3 separate regions of the Homo sapiens genome follow, and all the other regions are linked to region 3. A link is a contact called in ENCODE Hi-C or POLR2A ChIA-PET data. All regions are on one chromosome and are shown on one strand. Each heading gives the region's core, a stretch centred on a gene start or an enhancer-like site at or near the end of the contact. The rest is flanking DNA. Distances are from core to core; before and after follow the strand shown.

The links. A loop is a pair of places that touch in the nucleus more often than their neighbours do. ChIA-PET counts read pairs that join two places held with the same protein, here RNA polymerase II (POLR2A). Pooled maps may share reads with other maps.
Region 1: a loop to region 3 is called in a pooled map, with 10 times the contacts of the local background. The contact joins the promoter of KLHL21 here to the promoter of ENO1-AS1 in region 3. A Hi-C loop is called at or near these places in 2 of 37 single-sample maps with no recorded cell type and 9 of 50 pooled maps. POLR2A ChIA-PET finds 5 or more read pairs at or near these places in 1 of 52 experiments (activated CD4-positive, alpha-beta T cell).
Region 2: a pooled map shows a loop between it and region 3 (8-fold over the local background). The contact joins the promoter of EXOSC10-AS1 here to the promoter of ENO1-AS1 in region 3. A Hi-C loop is called at or near these places in 2 of 50 pooled maps. POLR2A ChIA-PET finds 5 or more read pairs at or near these places in 2 of 52 experiments (PC-3 and WTC11).

Annotation. Positions count from the first base shown.
Region 1 is chr1:6,601,005-6,604,292 of GRCh38, reverse strand. KLHL21 (kelch like family member 21) reads left to right here and starts at 1,424. Exons shown (of 4, transcript NM_014851.4): 1 at 1,424-2,496. The coding sequence starts at 1,476. It overlaps LOC107984913 (a long non-coding RNA gene), which reads left to right. Exons shown (of 2, transcript XR_001737882.3): 2 at 1-846. RefSeq lists silencers at 1-54, 1,019-1,408, 2,009-2,168, 2,349-2,428 and enhancers at 469-618, 659-818, 839-928, 2,689-2,738, 2,769-2,908.
Region 2 is chr1:11,098,338-11,101,718 of GRCh38, reverse strand. EXOSC10-AS1 (EXOSC10 antisense RNA 1) reads right to left here and starts at 2,044. Exons shown (of 2, transcript NR_135062.1): 1 at 1,905-2,044. It overlaps EXOSC10 (exosome component 10), which reads left to right and starts at 1,850. Exons shown (of 25, transcript NM_001001998.3): 1 at 1,850-1,998. The coding sequence starts at 1,888. RefSeq lists enhancers at 1,561-2,121, 2,411-2,470, 2,122-2,684 and a silencer at 2,308-2,509.
Region 3 is chr1:8,876,743-8,880,227 of GRCh38, reverse strand. ENO1-AS1 (ENO1 antisense RNA 1) reads right to left here and starts at 1,393. Exons shown (of 2, transcript NR_038351.1): 1 at 1,268-1,393; 2 at 343-663. It overlaps ENO1 (enolase 1), which reads left to right and starts at 1,542. Exons shown (of 12, transcript NM_001428.5): 1 at 1,542-1,648. RefSeq lists silencers at 819-1,068, 1,789-1,838, 2,049-2,168 and enhancers at 927-1,518, 1,519-2,112, 2,113-2,705.

The sequences.
Region 1 (3,288 bases), core at 175-2,674, 2.3 Mb after region 3:
TACCTGAATGTTTTCTGATTTGGGCCTGTGCTGCCCATGCTCACCCTGAAATTCAGACCAGATGCATTCTTATGGCAAAATGACGTGAAACTCTTAAGTAGAAGAGAAAGCCTGCGGTTCTCATTTCAGAGGTGGAATAAAAACAAAATGTCTTCTGGAAACGCTACGCGGCCCTAGACCTCGCTGGAACCAGGAAATGATAGCCAGCTCCCATGCGCGTGGCCTGCTCTGGGACCCACGTGGGCGGGCGCCTTCCTCAGGAATGCGTTCTCAAAGGCCCACCGGTGTAGGGGGGCTGGAAAACAGCACAAACCCAAGTGTTCTCTGCAAAGCAGCAGTCCTGGTGGTGAAATAGGGGTCTTTTCTAAAACTGAGCAAAGCCTACCTTCCACTGAGGAAAAAATGGCCTCCAAGGGAGGGCTCTTTTTCCCCTACAAGTGACATTCAAAGTGGTGCTGTGTCTATCGGAACTAAAATAAGGGCGATTCCTTCTTTCACCATTCCCCACCGCAGTACAAGTGACGGCGGGACTGTGCTTAGTGGCGTCATCTAGTTTCAAGGCGGTCTCCTATCTGACTTTGAGCCCTCGCTCTTTATACCCAGTTACCCTCTCGTGGAGTCCGAGCAGCTGCTTCAGGGAGGCCCGGGAGCCCCTAGGGCGGGCAGCCCCGGAGCCTGCAGCTGCGACGCAGACTCGGAAACTACAACTGCGCGTGAAGCCGACTAAAGTTAACGCCTGTGTGATTGAGTCAGAAGCTCCTTCAGGAACACAGGAGTGGGGCCGACTCCTGGAATCCGGCCCCGGGTCGCTTATAAATGCGCCAAGAAAAAAACGTCACCGAAAAACTTTATACGCGTTCTTGCTTTGGTCCAGAATGGTAAAAAGCCTATCCTTTGAGTGTGTCCCGTGATGGGGTTAACTAGCAACCCTTGAAACTAGTGGAACTCAAAAGCAAAACAAAAAGCCATTGTACCCAGCCGCCCCGGGACCTGGGCCGGCGCCCTTGGGAAGTCTGGCGTGAAAGGAGGGGTGGCTTTGGTTTCAGGGCCGAGCTCGCCTCTCCCGGGTTGGGTTCAGCAGCCGGGCCGGGTGGGTCGTGGGCAACCCCGGGAGGCCCCCGGTCCCGGCGCGCGGCGAGGCCGCCCTCGGACCTGGCACTTGTCACTCGCTGTCCCCGGCCCGGGCGTCAGCGGGGAGACGCAGAAGGGCGGAGGGAGGGAGCCGGCCGCGGACAGCGGTGACTCAGCCTGCGGAGCCGGGGGCGGGCGCCGCGCGGGGGACAGGCGAGCCCGCGCTCGCGGGGGGCGGTGGCGCCCGGCACAGAGGGGTTAAGGGGGCGGTGCAGACGTCTCCCCGCCCATCCCGCCCCTCGAGAGCCGCGGCGCCCCGCCCTATTTATAGCAGCGGTGCCTAGCGCGCCGCGTCTCTCCGCAGGCCCCGGCCGCGGCGTCCTCGACAACCTATCGAAGGCGCCATGGAGCGACCGGCGCCCCTGGCCGTGCTTCCCTTCTCGGACCCCGCGCACGCCCTGAGCCTGCTGCGCGGCCTGAGCCAGCTGCGCGCCGAGCGCAAGTTCCTGGACGTGACCCTGGAGGCGGCGGGCGGGCGCGACTTCCCGGCGCACCGTGCGGTGCTGGCCGCCGCCAGCCCCTACTTCCGCGCCATGTTCGCGGGGCAGCTGCGCGAGAGCCGCGCCGAGCGGGTGCGCCTGCACGGAGTGCCTCCCGACATGCTGCAGCTGCTGCTGGACTTCAGCTACACGGGCCGCGTGGCGGTAAGCGGCGACAACGCTGAGCCGCTGCTGCGCGCCGCCGACCTGCTGCAGTTCCCGGCCGTGAAGGAGGCGTGCGGGGCCTTCCTGCAGCAGCAGCTCGACCTGGCCAACTGCCTGGACATGCAGGACTTCGCTGAGGCCTTCAGCTGCTCGGGACTGGCGAGCGCGGCGCAGCGGTTCATTCTGCGCCACGTGGGCGAGCTGGGCGCCGAGCAGCTGGAGCGGCTGCCACTGGCGCGCCTGCTGCGCTACCTGCGGGACGACGGGCTGTGTGTGCCCAAGGAGGAGGCCGCCTACCAGCTGGCGCTGCGCTGGGTCCGCGCTGACCCGCCGCGCCGCGCCGCGCACTGGCCGCAGCTGCTGGAGGCCGTGCGCCTGCCCTTCGTGCGCCGCTTCTACCTGTTGGCGCACGTCGAGGCCGAGCCGCTGGTGGCGCGCTGCCCACCCTGCCTGCGCCTGCTGCGCGAGGCGCGCGACTTCCAGGCGGCGCGCTACGACCGCCACGACCGCGGGCCCTGTCCCCGAATGCGTCCTCGCCCGTCCACCGGTCTCGCCGAGATCCTCGTGCTCGTGGGCGGCTGCGACCAGGACTGTGACGAGCTGGTCACTGTCGACTGCTACAACCCGCAGACGGGTCAGTGGCGCTACCTGGCCGAGTTCCCAGACCACCTGGGCGGAGGCTACAGCATCGTGGCGCTGGGCAATGACATCTACGTGACGGGTGAGTGGGCCAGGGGCTGGGCAGGCTCTCTGGGGTTGAACCTCGCCGGTACGGGAGCCCAGCTATTCGCGGGGGAAGCGCACAGAGCCTGGAATCCTAGGGGCGCACCTGAGTCCAAGCTGGGGCTCTGGTGACTACATGTCTCTGGGCGATACTTTTAACCTTGAAGAAGGGCCCCTTGTGTGAGCCGGGACAAGTAGCTGCTTGTGGGTCTCTGTGCCCCGTGCGGCCGGGGCTGCCAGGCTGAGCCAACTCCGTGCCCAGGAGGTGCCTCCCCACTTGGTTGGAAGATACTGGGGCATTCACCCCGCACAATGGGTGCTTTCTTTTTCTCCTTAAGGAATCCAGGGACGGGCAGGAGGCCGACGCCCGGTGAGGCATCTGTTCCCCACAAGCCGGGGAATTTCTCCCTCCCTGCTGAGCCACACCGGGCCCCCTGACTCACTCTTTGTCACCCGGTGACAAGGTTCCCTTGGGCTTGCACCTAGGCTCTGTGCTCTGGTCACATGGTGTTTAGGCTGAACTCCCCGGAGCCTGTAAACATGGTCACATGTTAAGAGGTTTTCTTCCAGTTACTTGGCCCAAACCCCAAAACACTGCCGAGTCATGGTAGGCGGGTCCCAGTCCGCCTGAGTTTGGGCTTCTACGGTTTTTATTAAAGATAAATCCCAGTTCAAACACGAGGCTACCTCCTTTGTCGGGGTGAGGAAGGGCGGTCTCTGTGACTGCTATATAAGGAAAGAACCCACCAGGCAGGCGTGTGAGGCGGTTATCAGGCAAGGAGGTGGGGAC
Region 2 (3,381 bases), core at 795-3,294, 2.2 Mb before region 3:
AAGATGTCAGTGTACTTGTAGGCTGTTAGGAATGAACCAATAGAGAGGGAAAAGATAGATCCAGGGGGCAGGGGAGGTGTAATTAATTACAGGAGTCAAGACCAAATGGGTGAGGGGAACACAGAACCAGCCAGAGCTTGGGAGGAGGTGACTTTAAATATGAGGCTGGGCCGGGCACAGTGGTTCCTGCCTGTAATCCCAGTGAGGTGGGAGGACGGCTTCAGCCCAGGAGTTCGAGACCAGGTTGGTAAGATGCAGTCTAAAAAAAATAAGCCAGGCGCTGGTGGCGCACACCTGTAATCCCAGCACTTCGGGAGGCCAAAGCAGGTGGATCACTTGAGGTCAGGAGTTCAAGACCAGCCTGGCCAACATGGTGAAACCCCATCTCTACTAAAAATACAAAAAAAAAAAAAAAATTAGCCGGGCATTGTGGCACACGCCTGTAATCCCAGCTACTTGAACCTAGGAAGCGGAGGTTGCAGTGAGCTGAGATTGCACCACTGCACTCCAGCCTGGGCAGCAGAGTGAGACTCTGTCTCAAAAAAAAAAAATAAACAGGGCAGGCACGGTGGCTCCGCCTGTAATCCCAGCACTCTGGGAGGTCGAGGCGGGAGGATCACAAGGTGAGGAGTTCGAGACCAGCCTGGCCAATATGGTGAAACCCCGTTTCTACTAAAAATACGAAAAAAATTAGCCGAGCGTGGTGGTGCACGCCTGTAATCCCAGCTACTCGGGAGGCTGAGGCAAGAGAATTCGTTGAACCCGGGAGGCGGGAGGTTGCAGTGAGCCAAGATTGCGTCACTGCACTCCAGCCTGGGCAACAGAGTGAGACTCCATCTCAAAAAAAATAAAAATAAAAATAGGCTGCACGCTGATGACTCGTATCTGTAATCCCAGCACTTTGGGAGAGCAAGAGTGAAACTTTGTCCCAAAAACATGGTTTTTTTTGTTTGTTTGTGACAAGGTCTCACTCTGTTGCCCAGGCTGGAATGCAGTGGTTCGATCTCGGCTCACTGTAACCTCCACCTCCCGGGCTCAAGCCTCAGCCTCCCGAGTAGCTGGGATTACAGGCATGTGCCACCACGCCCGACTAATTTTTGTGTTTTTAGTATAGACAGAGTTTCACCATGTTGGCCAGGCTGGTCTCCAACTCCCGACCTCAGGTGATCCACCCGCCTCGGCCTCCTAAAGTGCTGGGATTACAGGTGTGAGTCACGGCGCCCAGCCTCAAAAACATAACCTTAAAAAGAAATTTTTGAGACAGGGTTTCATCCTGTCACCCCGGCTGGAGTGCAGTGGAGCCTCCACCTCCTCGGCTCAAGCAACCATCCCACCTCAGCCTCCCGAGCAGCTGGGACTACAGATGCGCACCACCACTCCCGGTAATCCCGGTTTGTTTGTTTTTTAAATTTTTAAATAAACACGAGGATAAGCGGGGATCGTGGCCCTCGCCTGGGGTCCCTGCTACTTCGCAGGCTAAGGTGGGAGGATCTCTTGAGCCCAAGAGTTCGAAACCAGATTGGGCAAACCTCGTGTCAAAAATATATGTGATAGTCAGGTCCTCCAGGCCGCACCCTAGATCACAGGGTTGTTGGGATGATACAATATGAGGTAAAAGAACGTGAAATTCACACCAGAGCGCTCGAAAGTGCCACCCTAATCGCAGGCTTCCCAACCTAATCGCAGGCTTCCCAACCTAATCGCAGGTGCCCCACCCTAAACGCAGGCTTCCCAACCTAATCGCAGGCGCCCCACCCCAATCGCAGGCTCCCCACACTATAATCAGACGCCCCGCCCGCCGCTTCGACCTGGCGCATGCGTGGTGCGCACGCGTCCCGTCTCCTCGGCCGACAAGCTCTCGCGAGACGAGCCGTGCAGGCTGAAAAAATGGCGCCACCCAGTACCCGGGAGCCCAGGGTCCTGTCGGCGACCAGCGCAACCAAATCCGACGGAGAGATGGTGCTGCCAGGCTTCCCGGACGCCGACAGCTTTGTGAAGGTGAGTTCGCGGGGCCTCGGGGGTACCAGGAGTCGCCCGCGGCCGCCGGAAGCCGACTGGGCCCTCTGGGCAGCCAATGCCCGCCCGCCGTAGTGGAGCCCGAGCGAGGGTCGCGGGGCCCCTGTCCGCGCTGGGCGCAGACTCTCCTGCACCCTCCGGGGATGGGGCCTCGGAAACGGACACTGAGGGGCGTCCCGCTTGCGAGCCTAAGTCCATGGAGGCCCAAATGTGGAAAGCCGTCTCGCATCCTGGGAAAGGCTTCCTTGCCACCCAGACGTCCCTAGCCCTTGCGACGTCGCGCTCGCCACGCCCTAGCCACCCGACCAGCTCTCCGCAGGGGCTCGGCTTCTTCGCGCTCCCCACACTTGCCTGGAGTTGTCTCCTCCCGCGGCCAGTATGGCCCTTCTCTTCCTCTGTTTCTGAAGTCCAGTCCTACATAATTTTTAACCCTGAGTTAAATGTCACCTGTTAAAGCCCCATTGCACGTTTATTAGTAACTCCTGGAAGGTATACAGGGCGTTCACTTAAGATCTTTGTATAACTTAGCTTAAATATGAGCAAACGTACAACTAGGCTTAAGGTGTGCATAGCTCTTACAAAGCAATGAAACTAAAATAATTTGTAAATTAACCCTATAAATTTACAGAAATTCCACTAACGTTGTATCTTATCTAATTTGCTGTTAGCTAATGCTATTGATTCATTAACATGGCTCTCAATAGTTCCTGGACCACTAACTGTGGTCCTGGTTGTGTGGCGGTCATGCTCATAAGCTACCATGTTCCCCTCCGTGACTTAATTTCCCACCTCCTTTCTCTGCTTTTTTCTTGGGAAATGTTTATTCACAAAACTCACAATGACGTTTTAGGCCTTCACATGATCAGCCATCATTTATGTCACTTCACGGCTTTTTTTCGTTACCTCACAACAGTTAAAATAGAGAACCACTTGACACTAACTGAACAATAAACACAAATCCAGTTTTAGATAGTAGCTGTTATAAATTTGTCGTCCAAGGATCTAGGATAAGCTTGTATTGTTTTTAGATGCTCATCCAGATGAAAACACAAAAACAAATTCCTGTAGAAAGCTCTTGGATCTGAACTTGAGTCGTAATAATAACGCTTATGTGCCAAGAACTGTCCTAAGTGCTTTTATTAGCTTATTCATTCTGTCCTCACAAAAACTCTGTGGTGCAGGCCCTTTTTATTTTTCCTGTTTCTCAGAGGAGAACACTAAAGTCCAAATAAAGCAATCACTTGTCCAAGATCTCAGTTAATACGTAGCAGAGTCAAGATTCAACCCCAGGTATTTGTGAATATTAATCAGATTATATACGTATGTATTCTGTCTCTCAACTCTCCCAAGAATATAAGCTCCAAA
Region 3 (3,485 bases), core at 144-2,643:
AGTAGGAGATGTTGGCTGTTGATTTAGCTGCTGAGTCATGGGGCTGGGGATAGTGGTTTTCAGTAGCCAAAAACGTTAGTGTGTTGCTGGTGAAATCACAAACTCTGCTTGCAAAATTTTACTCTTTTTTTTTTTCTTTTTGCTGAATTTAATCCTAAAGTTCTTGCTTCTTACTCACTGGAAAGCAAATACTATGGTCTCAATAGGCCTTAATTTTTAACCAACGCCATGGAAACCTGTCTGTAGCTAAGAGGATAAAAATGCTAGGGGTTAAGGAAGAAAAGCAGGTTTTGCAGCTGACCAGAAGAAATAATTAAATTCAAGTACATATTTGAACACCTCTTTACAAGGAAATGAGGAAAATCAGATGTTTTAGTTCTCTTACAGACCAGCAGTAATGTTGAAAAATATAAAAGTAGCCGTAACAGAAAACGAAGTGATCATCTCAGCCCTCCCTTGGAGTGGGGGGATATATTGCGGAGCTGAGTTTTAATGGCTATCAGTTCTTGATCAGAAAAGTGAAATCACTCCAACTCCTTCCGTATTCCACGGAATATGACCCGTCTTGAACTTTGAGAAATTCCCCGGGTCTGTGTGAAATTCCAGTTCCAAATAATTCACATGAATGGTTCACAAGAATCCAGGTAGGTTTGATCTAGTTCCCTAGATGGGAATGAGAGGGATGTAAAATTTGAGAGGCAACATGACATGGACTAGAGAGAGAATGAATTAACACTGGGGAAGCACGTGGGGGCGCGCCGGACACCTAGAAGGCACTCAAAAAGTATGAGGTAGAATTAAAGGAAAGTGAACCTTCCTTTGGCTGTCTCGGCCTGATTCTCACCGCAGCAAGGAGAAAGGGACAGGGTCACCTTGGCGGGTGCCAGGCGGAGCCCGGCCAGACGGGCGCGGCTGGAGGGCAGCGCGCAGGCGCAGGCGGCGCACGTGGCCCCGGACACGCAGCGCTGCGGCGGGGCCAGCGCCCCAACCCCGGAGTGGGGCCGAGGCGCGCAGCCTCTCAACGACTCGACGCCAACGGGGTCTCTCGGATCGCGGCGCGAGGCAGGAGGGGCGGGGCAGGAGGGCCGCGGCAGGCCCGGGCCGCCAAAGTTGTCAGCAAGGTCGAGGGCCGGACGTGGGGCCCCAGAGCGACGCTGAGTGCGTGCGGGACTCGGAGTACGTGACGGAGCCCCGAGCTCTCATGCCCGCCACGCCGCCCCGGGCCATCCCCCGGAGCCCCGGCTCCGCACACCCCAGTTCGGCTCACCGGTCCTATCTGGGGCCAGAGTTTCGCCCGCACCACTACAGGGCCGCTGGGGAGTCGGGGCCCCCCAGATCTGCCCGCCTCAAGTCCGCGGGACGTCACCCCCCTTTCCACGCTACTGCAGCCGTCGCAGTCCCACCCCTTTCCGGGAGGTGAGGGAATGAGTGACGGCTCTCCCGACGAATGGCGAGGCGGAGCTGAGGGGGCGTGCCCCGGAGGCGGGAAGTGGGTGGGGCTCGCCTTAGCTAGGCAGGAAGTCGGCGCGGGCGGCGCGGACAGTATCTGTGGGTACCCGGAGCACGGAGATCTCGCCGGCTTTACGTTCACCTCGGTGTCTGCAGCACCCTCCGCTTCCTCTCCTAGGCGACGAGACCCAGTGGCTAGGTAATGATTGGGGAAGGGCTGAGCAACGGGCAGGCGGCGCAGGGCTTTTCTGGGCTTGTGGGGCTCTTTTCCCTCCGAGGGAGGCGGCGCGCCCGCAGGCCCAGCGTGGCGGGGTCGGGGGCACGTGCAAGCCGCCTCCCTGGGTGGGAACTGGCGCCCCCGCTCACCCCGAGGCCCGGGGCGGGGGCGCAATGCCAGGCGCACGTGCTGGGCCCCCGATTTCTTTGGAGGGGAAAGTGCAGATCAACACGTGATTACCGACTGCGGGGCCGAGTCACTGTCAGGGAAGGTCGGGAGCTGCACACGCGAGCTGCTTAGCACAGCGGGAGTTGGGAGTGGAAGTTGCTTTTCCATCGTAGCCAAGTGTAAGGTTTTTGGGATAGACGCAGACTTAGCGGCGGTGGCCACTCAGGCCAGGCCCTTCCTAAAATGGAGGAGGGCGGCGATAGTGGAGATGGCCACGAGGCTGCGGCCCCCTCCCCCACCGGTAGCCCCCGCCTCTCGCCCGCGCTCGCGGCCCGCGCTTCTGCCTAGTAAGCGGTGACTCATTTAACTCCGAGAAGGCACCTCTTGAGGAACCTACAGCAGAGCCGTTAGATCATTGGCAAGTCCTCCAGGCGACCTCGCCCAAGTTGGGCAAGAGCGGCTCCCCGGCTGGCCACCAAAAATCGGGCCTGATCTGATTTGGTTTTTTTTTTTTTTTGAGTTTTGCTATTGTTGCCCAGGCTGGAGTGCAATTGCGCGATCTCGGATCTCGGTTCACCGCAACCTCGGCCTCCTGGGTTCAAGCGATTCTCCTACCTCAGCCTCCCGAGTAGCTGGGATTACAGGCATGCGCCACCACGCCCGGCTAATTTTGTTTTTTTTTTGTTGTTGTTGTTGTTTTAGTAGAGGCGGTGTTTCACCATGTTGGCCAGGCTGGTCTTGAGCTCCCGACCTCAGGTGATCCGCCCGCCTCGGCCTCCCAAAGTGCTGGGATTACAGGCGTGAGCCACCGCGCTAGGCCAAGAAGGATGTATTTTAAGAAAGCTTCCTGTTCAATGTTCCCCTGCTCTGTGCGCTTCTCTGGGCGGTAGGGTCCATTGCTTCACTTGCCTTTCAGGCCCACCCGGGCCCTGACTGCTCCATTCATTTACCGTGTCCCTAATTCGGGGTTCCATCCAGGCAGCTAAAAAAGCTGTGAATGGTCCGGGCGCGGTGGCTCACGCCTGTAATCCGAGCACTTTGGGATGCCGAGGTGGGCCTCCTCAGGATCACCTGAGGTCGGGAGTTAGAGACCAGCCTGACCAACGTGGTGAAACCCCGTCTCTACTGAAAATACAAAAATCGACCAGGCGCGGTGGCTCACGCCTGTAATCCTAGCACTTTGGGAGGCCGAGGTGGGTGGCTCACGAGGTCAGGAGATCGAGACCATCCTACTCTACTAAACCCCATCTCTACTAAAAATACAAAAAATTAGCCGGGTGTGGTGGTGGGCGCCTGTAGTCCCAGCTACTCTGGAGGCGGAGCCTGCAGTGAGTCGAGATCGTGTCACTGCACTCTAGCCTGGGCGAAAGAGCGCGACTCCGTCTCAAAAAAAAAAAAAAATCACCTGGGCGTAATGGCAGGCGCCTGTAATCCCACCTACTCGGGAGGCTGAGACAGGAGGCTGAGGTTGCAGTGAGCCAAAATGGCGCCATTGCACTCCAGTCTGGGCGACAACAGCGAAACTCCGTCTCAAAAAATAAAAAAAAAATCACACTTTATTTTCACATCCTAAGACGTTTGTCTTTTTTTTTTTTTCTGAGACGGAGTCTCTCTGTCGCCCAGGCTGGAGTGTAGTGGCGCGATCTCGACT